Linked DNA regions of Homo sapiens: region 1 is linked to region 2. Evidence: chromatin contacts called from ENCODE Hi-C or POLR2A ChIA-PET data. All regions are on one chromosome and are shown on one strand. Each heading gives the region's core, a stretch centred on a gene start or an enhancer-like site at or near the end of the contact. The rest is flanking DNA. Distances are from core to core; before and after follow the strand shown.

Region 1 (6,133 bases), core at 2,070-4,569, 3.4 Mb before region 2:
ATGGAGGATGGAATGAAAATCAGGAGTCGCATCTGGACAGTTTCAGTGCATCTCGACTGTCTGCTGTGCAGACAGAGGGCAGTGTAGAGCGGAGAGCCCAAGGCCTCACCCCATCTGCACCGGCTGCCAAGTGCCACAGATATGTCAAGCTCCTGCCTTCTCTGCAGCTGGGCAGTGGACAACTGAGAGGCTGGGGCCTGGGAGGTTCCCAAGACGCAATTGTTCTTTCTTGGCTATTGCTATGCCCTGTTGGCCTCTGCCCTGCCAGGGATCAGGGAGGCTGAGGTGCCCTGTCAGCTAGAGAGCTGGAGCTCCTTCCTCTGGATAGTACATCTGGGTTGATACAAAGAGTGTCACCTCCCTTCATCCTCCAGGCCGAGGTGATCCAACTCAGTGGCTTTCAAAGTTTTCAGCCTAAGATCCACCACAGTAAGAAATCCATCTCATATAAATAACCCAGAACATACATACAGTTGCATAACTGAAACAAGGTTTCACGTAACTATAACTGTCCCTACTATATGTCAGGCCGTGATGTTTTCTACTTCATTCAAAACAAAAAATGCTAGCTTCAATTCCCTTAAATTGATTTTACTTCCCACTAATAAATTTTAACCTGCAATGTGAAAAGCACTCATCCAAGTCTCCCTACGGCTCCTTATACCTACCTCCAAGTCTCCCAGCAACAGTGAGTCTTTGGAAAGAAGTAAATCAGGCTGGCATGGTGGCTCATGCCGGTAATCCCAACACTTTGGGAGGCTTAGGTGGAAGGACTGCTTGAGACCAGGAGTTCGAGACCAGCCTGAGCAACATAGTGAGGCGCCCCCCGCCCCCCGGTCTCTCTTTAAAAAAAAATTTTAGCCTGGCATGGCCTGCAGTCCCAACTACTTGGGAAGCTGAGGCAGCAGGATTGGTTGAACCCAGGAGTTTGAGGCTGCAGTGAGCTATGATCACACCACTGCGCTCCATCCTGGGTCACAGTGTGAGACTCGATCTCTACTGGGGGGAAAACAAAGCCAGGCACGGTGGCTCACACCTGTAATCCCAGCACTTTGGGAGGCCGAGGCAGGCGGATCACCTGAGGTCAGGAGTTCCAGAAAAGCCTGGCCAATAAGGTGAAACCCCGTCTCTACTTAAAATACAAAAATTAGCCAGGCGTGGTGATGCACGCCTGTAATCCCAGCTACTCGGGAGGCTGAGGCAGAAGAATCACTTGAACCCAGAAGGCAGAGGTTGCAGTGAGCCGAGATCTTGCCACTGCACTCTAGTCTGGGCAACGGAACAAGACTCCATCTCAAAAAAAAAAAAAAAAAAAAAGTAAATCATATTATTTCCCTGCCTAAGACCTGTCAACTGCCACTGTCACATAAAATAAAACCCAAACTCCTTTCCATGAGCCACCTAAGGCCCTACATAATCTTGTCTCTGTCTTCCCCTCACCATCCAGGCTGGTAGCCACTTGCTGGGCCTCCAACAAGGCAAGCCCCAGTCCACCCCAGGTCCTTTGCACATCATCTATTCTCCCACAGGGATTTCCAAGGTTGCTCCTTTTTATTAAATATCATCACCGCCTGCAGGAGAGGATAGGTTCCCTGACCACCCTATTTTAAAAGCCTCCCCCAGCCTCCTCCCAGGCCCTACCACATCTCTGTTTTCTTTCCTTGGTGGGTCTCATCTTAATCTGGAACTACCTGGTCTATTTGCTCAGGTGTTGTTTGTCTTCTGCAATAGAACGTAAGCTCCATGAAGGCTTCTCAGTGCTTCAGTTTCCTCAACTATGAAATGCAGACAATCATACTTTACTTCATCAAAGCTGTTATGGGGAGCATTACTTTAAAAAAAAAATCCAGTGCTGGTTCTCTCAATACCTAGAACAGTGCCTGGCACGAAGTTGACACTCAATATAGTACAAAGAATACTTTATATTTAATCTTCTCATTAGCCCTATCAATAGAGATTTATCATCTTCAATTTGGAAATGACGAGACTGAGGTTCAGATATAAGCAACTCATCCAAGGTGGAATGAGGACAGAAACTTGGGTCTCGCTATGTCAAAGATCCTTATTCTTATTCTTAACCACTATACTGCACGGTTTTCTGATAAACGGCAGTATGGTTAAGTGGGTAAGAGCTTGGACCCGAGAACAAAACTGTGCAGGTTCAAATCCCACCACAGCTGCTTGGCATCTGTGACCCACCTGAGTTGTCTGGGTTTGGTATTCCTCCCTATTTTCATCCCTAAAGTAGGGAAACTAAGTACCGACCTCCAGACCCCTGCGGGGAAGGAGTAAGGACAGGACGCTAATAAACGTAACCTCTGGGAAGGTTTGTTATTACTTGACAACATGTTTTCTGCCAACGTAAGCGGGTAATGACGCTAAGCCACAAGTCAAACGCTGCAAGCAGGAGCGTCACCCGGTTTCTACTGAGCCGTCACCACAACCCTATGAGGTAGGAATTTCTATTATCTCTATTTCACAGATGAGGAAACTGTGGAGATCGCTAAGATCTCTTCTTTCCGCCTCCAAGCCCAAGGAATTCTAAAGCTAACCCAAAGGAACGACCTTGTTTGTTTACTGACACCTCCTCGGACCGAATGGTCAGGGCTGTATCCGGAACACAGAGTTGGCTCGGTAAACACTGAATGGTTGCCTGAATAAATGAATGAGGAATCCCTGGCCTCGCCGGGCAGAGGCTAATCCGGTTCAGCTGCGAAGTGGGGGCTCCGGCAGGCGCAGGTGCCCTCCCTGCCCATCGGGGCGGGCCGCCGATCCCGAGCCTCGCTGTCCAATGGGTTTCTGCTCCCTCGCGGGTGGTCAGGCCCCCCTTCTCACGCCCACCACGCAGTCCCTGCCGCGAGCCGCCACTACACCCGACGCGCGGACAGGTGTTTCTTCCGTAGGAGGCCTCCCAGGCCCGGATAGGGCAGGTCGGCTGGACCCTGAGTCACCGCCGCCAGCGTCGGCCGCGGCCTCCCCAACTCCCAGGTGTCAGGTCAAGGAAGTCAGAGTCCGGGGTCGGCCTGGAGCCGGCTGCCCCTCCTCCCCGCCCGAGTCCCGAGAGGCCTCCAGCTGCTAGGCACAGCGCGGCGCGGGCCTCCTTGGCCTACTCGGGAATCTAGCCCAGGCCCACGTCGTGAGTGCGGTCCGGCTCAAGCCCCAGCTCGGGCACTGCCAAGACGGGACTCACCTCTCCGCGGGGGCCGAGCGCGGACGGCGGCAACGGCCCAGTTACCCGCGGGCTGCAGAGACGGCGGCGGCCCGGCTCTCCTCTCAGGCGGCGGCCATGTTGCTGGTGGAGAAACTCCGGCGGACACGTGGGGGGGAGCGGGCCGGCCCCAGCGTTTCCTCTTACCCACAATGCCCCGCCCCGGTGCACGCGGCTCCGCCCCCTCCGCCGCGCCATTCATGCAGGCCGTGAGCCCCGCCCTGCAGCAGGGGGCGCTGATGGCACGCGCAAAACTGAGCCAGGAGTGTATGCAGCGGGGACAAAAAGACAGCAACCCTGGCAGCGGTGGGATTCGAACCCACGCCCCCGAAGAGACTGGAGCCTTAATCCAGCGCCTTAGACCGCTCGGCCACGCTACCCAGCTGCAATATGTTTATGCCAGAAAGCTACTTAATGCTTTTGCTTTTGCATTTAATCTGGACATTGCGAGGCGTTTTCGCTGAGGTTTTTTTTTTGCTTAACGTGTGTTCAAGGTGATCCCTATAGAATTATTTTAAAAAGCCGTGTTTTGGAAAATAAACACTTGCTCCAGTCTTTAGACCCAGGTTGGTTCCGAATAGGTATTAGAGCAAAACGCATTTTTAGAAACTTTACTCTGAGTTGGATGGTTAACCCGGAGACCCCTGGTTAACCCACAGGTAATCCATACGACCCGGATTGGGTGTCTCCGGGAGAAGAAATTGATCTGATCAGAAACATGCACCAGGGGATCTGACGGCCAAACCCTGGAGCTGGTCTGGGCAGTTGTCTCTGAAAAATTATGTTTAAATTTTTACTTACACAAATAACACGCGAATTATTGCAAAATATTTAAACTTTGCAGATAAGGTACAAATGCTCTTTGACCTTGACTCGCATCCTAGGCCCCTCCGCCGAGGTAACTAACCATTATTATCTGTTTAATATGAACTATGGTTTGAATGTGTCCCCCAAATTTCATGTGTTGGAAATTTAATCCCCAATGTGGCAGTATTGTGTGGTGGGCCCTTTAAGAGGTGATTAGATCATGAGGGTGGAGCCCTTATGAATGGATTAATCTCTTCATGGATTCATGGATTAATGGGTTAATGGATTAATGGGTTATCTTGGGAGGGGGACTGATGGCTTTATAAGAAGAGGGAGAGAGACCTTAGCTAGCAAGGGAGCAGCTCAGCACCCCCTCCATATGATGGCTTGTACTGCCTGGGAACTCTGCAGGTGTCCCCCACCAGCAAGAAGGCCCTCACCAGATGCACACTCTTGACCTTGGACTTCTCAGACTCCATAACTGTAAGAAATAACTTCCTTTTCTTTACAAATTACCCAGTTTCAGGTATTCTGTTATAAGCAACAGAAAATGGACTAAAACACTATATATCTTTCTAGATCTTTTGCTGTGAATTTATATGTTTATATCTATATGGATATATATAGATATAGCCATAGAAGATAGCTTTGTTTTTATTGTGTATGGATTTGAACACAAATATTGTCACATTATTCATATAGATCTGCAATTGGCTGTTATTTTTCACCAGACTGTATTTTAAAATACCTATCCGTGTGGATATGCAAAGATATTAAAAACAAAAATGCACAAAAATTACAAAGAAAAAAATTATCATCCATAGTGCCACCACCTGGCATTAAATTAATGACTTAGTATTGTGGCATTTTTTTCCTTTTCTTTTTTCTTTTCTTTTTTTTTTTTTTTTTTTTTTTTTTTTTTGATGTGGAGTCTCGCTCTTGCTGTCTAGGCTGGAGTGCAGTGGTGCGATCTCCGCTCACTGCAATCTCTGCCTCCTGGGTTCAAGCGTCTCTACTAAAAATACAAAAATTAGCCTGGCGTGGTGGCACATGCCTGTAATCCCAGCTACTCGGGAGGCTGAGGCGGGAGAGTTGCTTGAACCCGGGAGGCGGAGGTTGCAGCGAGCCGAGATCCCACCACTGCACTCTAGCCTGGGCGACAGTGAGAAACTCGGTCTCAAATAAATAAATAAATAAATAAATAAATAAATAAATAAATAAATAAAAAATAGATCACACTATTACAAATAGAAATTATTAGACCATTGCAAATAGAAATAAGTCCCCCTCCCATTCTCCCCTGTCTATAACTGTCATGAATTTGATGTGTATCTTTCCAATAATTTCTTACATTTTTACTATAAAATTTATGAATAATATCTAAAATGGTTATCTGTATGTTTTTCACTTATATAAATGTTAGCACATTGTACTGATATCCTAAAACTTGCTTTTCTCATTTCAACAGTATTATTATTATTATTATTTTAAGAGAGTGTTGCTCTGTCACCCAGGCTAGAGTACAGTGGTGCAATCATAGCTTACTGTAGCCTAGACCTCCCGGGCTCAAGCCATCCTCCCACCTCAGCTTCCCAAGTAGCCAAGATTACAGGCATGAGAGACTGTGCCAGGCCCAACATTATGTTTTTGAGGTCTGTTATGATGCCTATAGATCTAATTCATTCATTCCATGCCATGTACAACTTTTAAGTTGTTACTAAATTTTTGTCATTACACACAATATGGCAGGAAGTATCCTTGCACATGGCTCCTTGTCTTACGTATGGACATTTCTCTAGGGTATACACTAGAAATGAAATTGCTGGTCTATATTTATACTTTCCCTAGTATTATATAATAATAATATTAATAATAGGCTGGTCTCAGTGGCTCACTCCTATAATCCTAGCACTTTGGGAGACTGAGGTGGCAGGATTGCTTGACGCCAGGAGTTCAAGACCAGCCTAAGCAACATCGAGAAACCTTGTCTCTACCAAAAAACAAAAGAAAAGAAATTAGCCGGGCATGGTGGCATGTGCCTGTAGTCTCAGCTACTTGGGAGGCCGAGGTGGGAAGATCCTTTGAGCCAGGGAGGTCAAGTCTGCAGTGAGCCGAGAT
Region 2 (5,798 bases), core at 2,538-5,037:
GCACCCTCAGCAACTCCATCACCTGTCACGTTGCTAGTCCCAACCCTGATGGGAACAAATGCAGGGAAGGCATTCCAGATGGCGGGAACAGCAAGTACAAAAATCCAGAGGCCAGAAAGGCTTGGTGTGTTTCAGGAACAGAAACTCGGCTCCCATGACTGAAATGGAGTAGGGAAATCCTAATGGAACCAGAGAGGCAGAACCACCAACAGGAAGAAGAAAAAAATGTTGGAAGTTATGAGAGTTGCTCACGTTTGATTCATTTGATTAATTTTATTGAAATGGAGTCTCACTCTGTTGCCCAGGCTGGAGTGTAGTGGCACGATCTAGGCTCACTGCAACCTCCACCTCCTAGGCTTAAGTGATTCTCTCATCTCAGCCTCCCAAAGTGCTGGGATTACAGGCGTGAGCCACCATGCCCCACCTGAAGCAATTTCTCTGTTGTCTTTTTTTTTTTAACTTCTCTCATAGAAATAATTAACCCTCAAAAACACTCAGTGTTGACAAAGGGTGGTGTGAGGACACAGAAAGTATCAGACTATCATTGGCAGAAACTTCTGGAAAGCAACTTAACAGTCTGTATCCAAAGACTTAAAATCATTAACAGCCTTTTCCCCAATAACTCCACTTCTCGGAATCTATCCTAAGGAAATCTGCCACAGCCAGAGTGATTTTTTCCGTCCCCTTAAGAAATGGTCTCATCCTGTTGCCCAGGCTGGAGTGCAGCGGCACCATTATGGCTCACCACAGCCTGAAACTCGTGGGCTCAAGCGATTCTCCCACCTCAGCCTCCCAAGTAATTGGGATCACAGGCATGCCTCCATATCCATATGCCTAGATGGATAATATTTTGACCAATAAAGAAAAAGAGGGCCAGGCGCGGTGGCTCACGCCTGTAATCCCATCACTTTGGGAGGCCGAGGCGGGCGGATCACGAGGTCAGGAGATTGAGACCATCCTGCCTAACACGGTGAAACCCCGTCTCCACTAAAAATATAAAAAACAAAATTAGCCGGGCTTGGTGGCGGGCGCCTGTAATCCCAGCTACTCGGGAGGCTGAGGCGGGAGAATGGCTTGAACCCGGGAGGCAGAGCTTGCAGTGAGCCGAGACTGTGCCACTGCACTCTAGCCTGGGCAACAGAATGAGACTCCATCTCAAAAAATAATAAAAATAAAATAAAAAAATTAAAAAGAAAAAGAAAGGTAGTACCAGAGATTGTGTCCAGTTGCTCAAGCAATTTCTAACTTGTCTAATGTAAAAAAATTTTAAATTTTTACACAAAATTAGCCGGGCATGGTGGCATGTGCCTGTAATCTTAGCTACTTGGGAGGCTAAGGCAGGAGACTCGCTTGAACCTGGAAGGCAGAGGTTGCAGTGAGCTGAGATCGCACCATTGCACTCCAGCCTGGGCCACAAGAGTGAAACTGTGTCTGAAAAAAAATTTTAATAATTTTTGTAGAGATGGGGGTCTCACTATGTTGCTCAGGCTGGCCTATAACTCCCAGGCTCAAGGATCTTCCAGTCTCAGCCTCCCATCACTGGAATTACAGGCATGAATCACTTCACCTAAATGATTTTTTTTTTTTTGGAGACAGTCTTGCTCTGTCACCCAGGCTGGAGTTCAGTGGCATGATCTCGGCTCACTGCAACCTCTGGCTCCCGGGTTCAAGCAATCCTCATGCCTCAGCTTCCCCGAATAGCTGGGACTACAGGCGTGCGCCACCATGCCTGGCTAATTTTTGTATTTTTTTGTAGAGATGGGGTTTCACCATGTTTGTCAGGCTGGTCTCCTGACCTCAAATGATCCACCCACCTCGGCCTCCCAAAGTGCTGGGATTACAGGAGTCAGCCATCCATGGTGCCCCTCCTTTTCTTTTTCTTCTCCTCCCTCCCTCCCTCCCTACCCTCCGCAGCCCAGGCTGGAGTGCAGTGGCGGGATCATAGGTCACTGCAGCCTCCACCCGCTGGACTCAAGTCATCCTCCTGCCTCACCCTCCTGAGTTCCTGGGACCACAGGCACGCGCTACCACGCCAGCTAATTTTTGTAATTTTTGTAGTCCCCATCATTTAGAACTGGCAGGATCCTCCCTTAGTGAGGGATTGGTGGCCATAAGCAAGGAGCCCAAGGTGGAGGGGATATGCATGTGTGTGAAGGGGTCAACTCCTCGTAATCTTCAAGTACTTTTGGTAACAATATTTATTTGCACAAGCGATATATAAAGACGTTTTCTTTGCAACATAAAATGATAGGTTATGACTCCTTATGCAGATACGGTTTAGACACTCGTTTAAGGAGCATCCTGGCCCAACTTTTAAAAAACGTGTGTGCATTCACGTTATGCATCAGATGCTTTAGGGAACTTTTTTCCCTGGGGCATGGGACACGTCATGGGGTAGACGGTCGGGTACGTCTCCTCTACCCAGCTGCTGCTTTGTTTTTTTTTTCTTTTTGAGACAGAGTCTTGCTCTGTCGCCCACGCTGGAGTGCAGTGGAGCCATCTCTGCTCACTGTGAGCTCCGCTTCCCGGGTTCACGCCATTCTCCTGCCTCAGCCTCAGGAGTAGCTGGGACTACAGGCACCCGCCACCACGCCCGGCTAATTTTTTGTATTTTTAGTAGAGACGGGGTTTCACCGTGTTAGCCAGGATGGTCTCGATCTCCTGACCTCGTGATCCGCCCGCCTCGGCCTCCCAAAGTGCTGGGATTACAGACGTGATCCACCACGCCCGGCCTTCTCTCTTTCTTTTCTTTTTTCCTTTCCTTTCCTTTCCTTTCCTTCCTTCCTCCCTTCCTTCCTTCCTTTTTCTTCCCTCCCTCCTTTCTCTCTCTCTTTTATTTTTTTGAGACAGAGTTTCACTCTTGTTGTCCAGGCTGGACTGCAATGGTCTGATCTCGGCTCACTGCAACCTCGGCCTGCTGGGTTCAAGCGATTCCCCTGCCTCAGCCTCCCAAGTAGCTGGGATTACAGGCGCCCTCCACCATGCCCGGCTAATTTTTGTATTTTTAGTAGAGGCGGGGTTTCTCCATGTTGGCTAGGCTGGTCGGGAACTCCTCACCTCAGACGATCCGCCCACCTCGGCCTCCGAAAGTGCTGGGATTACAGGCGTGATCCACCGCGCCTAGCCCCCAGCTTCTTTCACCAGCAGAAGGCGGGCAAGCCTCAGGGTGAAAGGACTTCAAAGCACATTTCACATTGCAGAGGACAGGGTTTGGTGATCGTGGGTACTCCCTTCCCTTCCATCGTTTAGTTTTTTTCATTGTGAAGAAATGGTAAAAGGTGCCAGGACTCGATGGGCACATTTCAGGTGGAGGTTGGGAAGGTGGATATCCACCTCTCGATCTTACTATTTTCACTTTCCACCCCACCCCGTAGAAAGTGGGAAAACTGGCGCACGTGAATCCAAGGGCACGCCTGTGTGCGCGCGCACCGCAGGGCACCAGCCCCCACCCACACCGCAGGTCCTTGATTGGACGCCTGTTTACACCTGACTGCCCGGCCCTCCGGTGCTTTCCGGGAAGCGTTTGGGAGAAAAGTGTGTGGCCGCAGTAGTGGAGATCCCCTGTCTTAGGATTCGTCACCGCTACGCCCAGACCTCTTCGCCGCCCAAGGGCCTGGGGACGTGGGGGGCGGGGCGGCCTGCTATCGACCCCGCCTCTCTCGGCTCCGCCCCGCCGACAGGACCCGCCTCTCTCCCCAGGCCCGGCGGGCGCCAACCCCGCCCCTCGCTCCCAGCATGCCGTGCGACAGCGGCGGCGCGGCGGGCGGAGCCGGGAGGCGGGGAAGCAGTGGCCGTGTGAGCGTGAGGAGCTGCCGCCACCGCCTGCTCCTCGTCGTCCTCGTCCTCCGGGGCCCCGGCGACGTGGGCCGCGCACGGCCCTGGAAAAGACGTCGCCTCCCCTTCATCCGCCTCTCTCTCACCGCGCCGCTCCCGCCTCCTCGTCCTGCGCTGCGGGCTCAGGCGGAACCCGGAACGGCCGTCCTCTTCCCCCGCCCTCCGCCGCCTCCTCCTTCTCCTCCTCCTCCTCCTCCTCCTCCTTCTCGGCTTCCTCCTCAGCCCCGGGCCGGAGCGGGGTGTCGGCGGCGGCCGGTTCGGGCGGCGACTCGCGCTTCTTTGGGCGGCGGCGCTTGGCCATGTCGTGTCGGGGAAGGTAATGAGCCGCAGAGCCCCGGGGTCTCGGCTGAGCAGCGGCGGCGGCGGCGGCGGCACCAAGTATCCGCGGAGCTGGAATGACTGGCAACCCAGGTGGGTGACCGGCCCGGGACCCCGCCCCGACCTCCCGGGCTCCGCCTCGGGCGGGCCGAGGCCTAGGGCCGCGGGGCTGGGAGGCGCGGCCTAGGCCCTCCACCCCTCGGAGCCGGGCGCGGCTTCCTGGGTCTCCTCCGCCCCGGCTGGGGGAGGAAGGCCGCGGGGAGGCGAGGCCTAAGTGCCTCCCCTCCCTGCTTGTTCAGCCCGGGGCTGGAGCCGAGACCCGGGGCTCCCGGCGGTGGCACTGGCCTGGGGTCGGGACCAGGAGGTGAGAAAGAGGCGGGGGTGGGGGTGGGGGGCATTCCAGTTACAGCCTCCCCCTGACCCCGAGTTGGGAGATGCTGAGAGTCCAGGACCCTCCCTGTTACTCATTCACTTTCTCGGTTCCCCACTCTTTCAGCCGCCACGTGAGAGCTCTTCTAACCTCTGTTCCTTTCTGTGACCCCCACGTGTTAATATTGAAAAAAACAAAACAAAACTCCAGCTAAGGCATTGCTCTGACTCTAGGCAGAACATTCATTAGTGGAGCATGAGATGAGATTGTGTGACTGTTGATGGGATCGACCCACGCTGGTCTTGGGCGATGGAAGTTTTCCCTAAGTGCAAGGCCGGTTACTCTGGTGAATCGTAATTCATACCTGGACACTTGAGTGAACTCTTTGGGCACCCACTTAGAAGTCTAGAGAATTTCCTCATTTATGGAGGATTTGATCTCAGACCGTTTTGGGGCTTAGTGAGATTTGAATATATTAGGAACATTAACTTTTTAAATAAATGTAGTTTCCTGTCTTTTTGATCAATGGGAGGGCAGCTGTGCCTAATTTAGGACTGATTTATTCTAATCTCTCTTAATAAATGCTTGTATTCAGAGTCTGTTTGGAATTTAACCCAATGCTTAGAACTCCTTAAATATACAGAAATATATTTTAGGGGTAATTGATTCATGGAACTCTCCTACTTTGGAGCACAATTGTTATAATTGTCCAGAAACTGGCCAAATAATGTAGAACGCGCAAGTTGTTGGGAAGCCCTTTTGTTTCCTGATAGTTACATGTAATTCCAGCAGTATTTGGAAATAATTTGCTAAGATGTTAGAATGTAACATTTGAAGACTCGTTAGAAAAATCAATAAAATTATCTTTGGCTAATAGGTGGTACACATCTTAGTCTATTTAATATGCCTTTCCAAATACTGTGTCTGTTGAGAATTGGTGTATATAACTAGATGACTTTAATAATTAGTGCCTGAGTCTAGAATTGAGATGTTTAGTCGTAAAAAAAAAAATATTGTTCGATAAACAGCGTTGACTTGTCTTGTACCACTTAAGAGTTTGTGAGTGCTTTAAATAAAATTAGTTGATTAAGTATTTTTTTCTATGATTGACATGCTTAGTTTTGCCTTTTTATTGAAATGTGTGAAATTTGATTTTCTGGCATCTAACAAATTAGGTGGTAAATAAATGACAATGGATTTTCTATTATTTTTCAGTATTGTGATCAGTATAAGTATATAAGAGAATTTAGTAACCTTTTAGAAGAATAAAGTGCCC

What was found. Hi-C counts contacts between places; a loop is a spot of excess contacts on that map. ChIA-PET counts read pairs that join two places held with the same protein, here RNA polymerase II (POLR2A). Pooled maps may share reads with other maps.
Region 1: a loop to region 2 is called in a pooled map, with 16 times the contacts of the local background. The contact joins the promoter of POLR3E here to the promoter of SMG1 in region 2. A Hi-C loop is called at or near these places in 5 of 50 pooled maps. POLR2A ChIA-PET finds 5 or more read pairs at or near these places in 2 of 52 experiments (Caco-2 and Panc1).

Annotation. Positions count from the first base shown.
Region 1 is chr16:22,294,595-22,300,727 of GRCh38, reverse strand. It overlaps POLR3E (RNA polymerase III subunit E), which reads right to left and starts at 3,319. Exons shown (of 21, transcript NM_018119.4): 1 at 3,191-3,319. TRL-AAG2-4 (tRNA-Leu (anticodon AAG) 2-4) reads right to left here and starts at 3,588; the gene lies at 3,507-3,588. RefSeq lists silencers at 1-240, 2,099-2,238, 3,249-3,698 and enhancers at 2,449-2,588, 3,031-3,575.
Region 2 is chr16:18,924,397-18,930,194 of GRCh38, reverse strand. It overlaps SMG1 (SMG1 nonsense mediated mRNA decay associated PI3K related kinase), which reads left to right and starts at 3,787. Exons shown (of 63, transcript NM_015092.5): 1 at 3,787-4,245. The coding sequence starts at 4,154. It overlaps SMG1-DT (SMG1 divergent transcript), which reads right to left and starts at 4,008. Exons shown (of 2, transcript XR_001752094.2): 1 at 3,921-4,008. RefSeq lists enhancers at 2,694-3,307, 3,308-3,920 and silencers at 3,606-3,945, 3,976-4,565.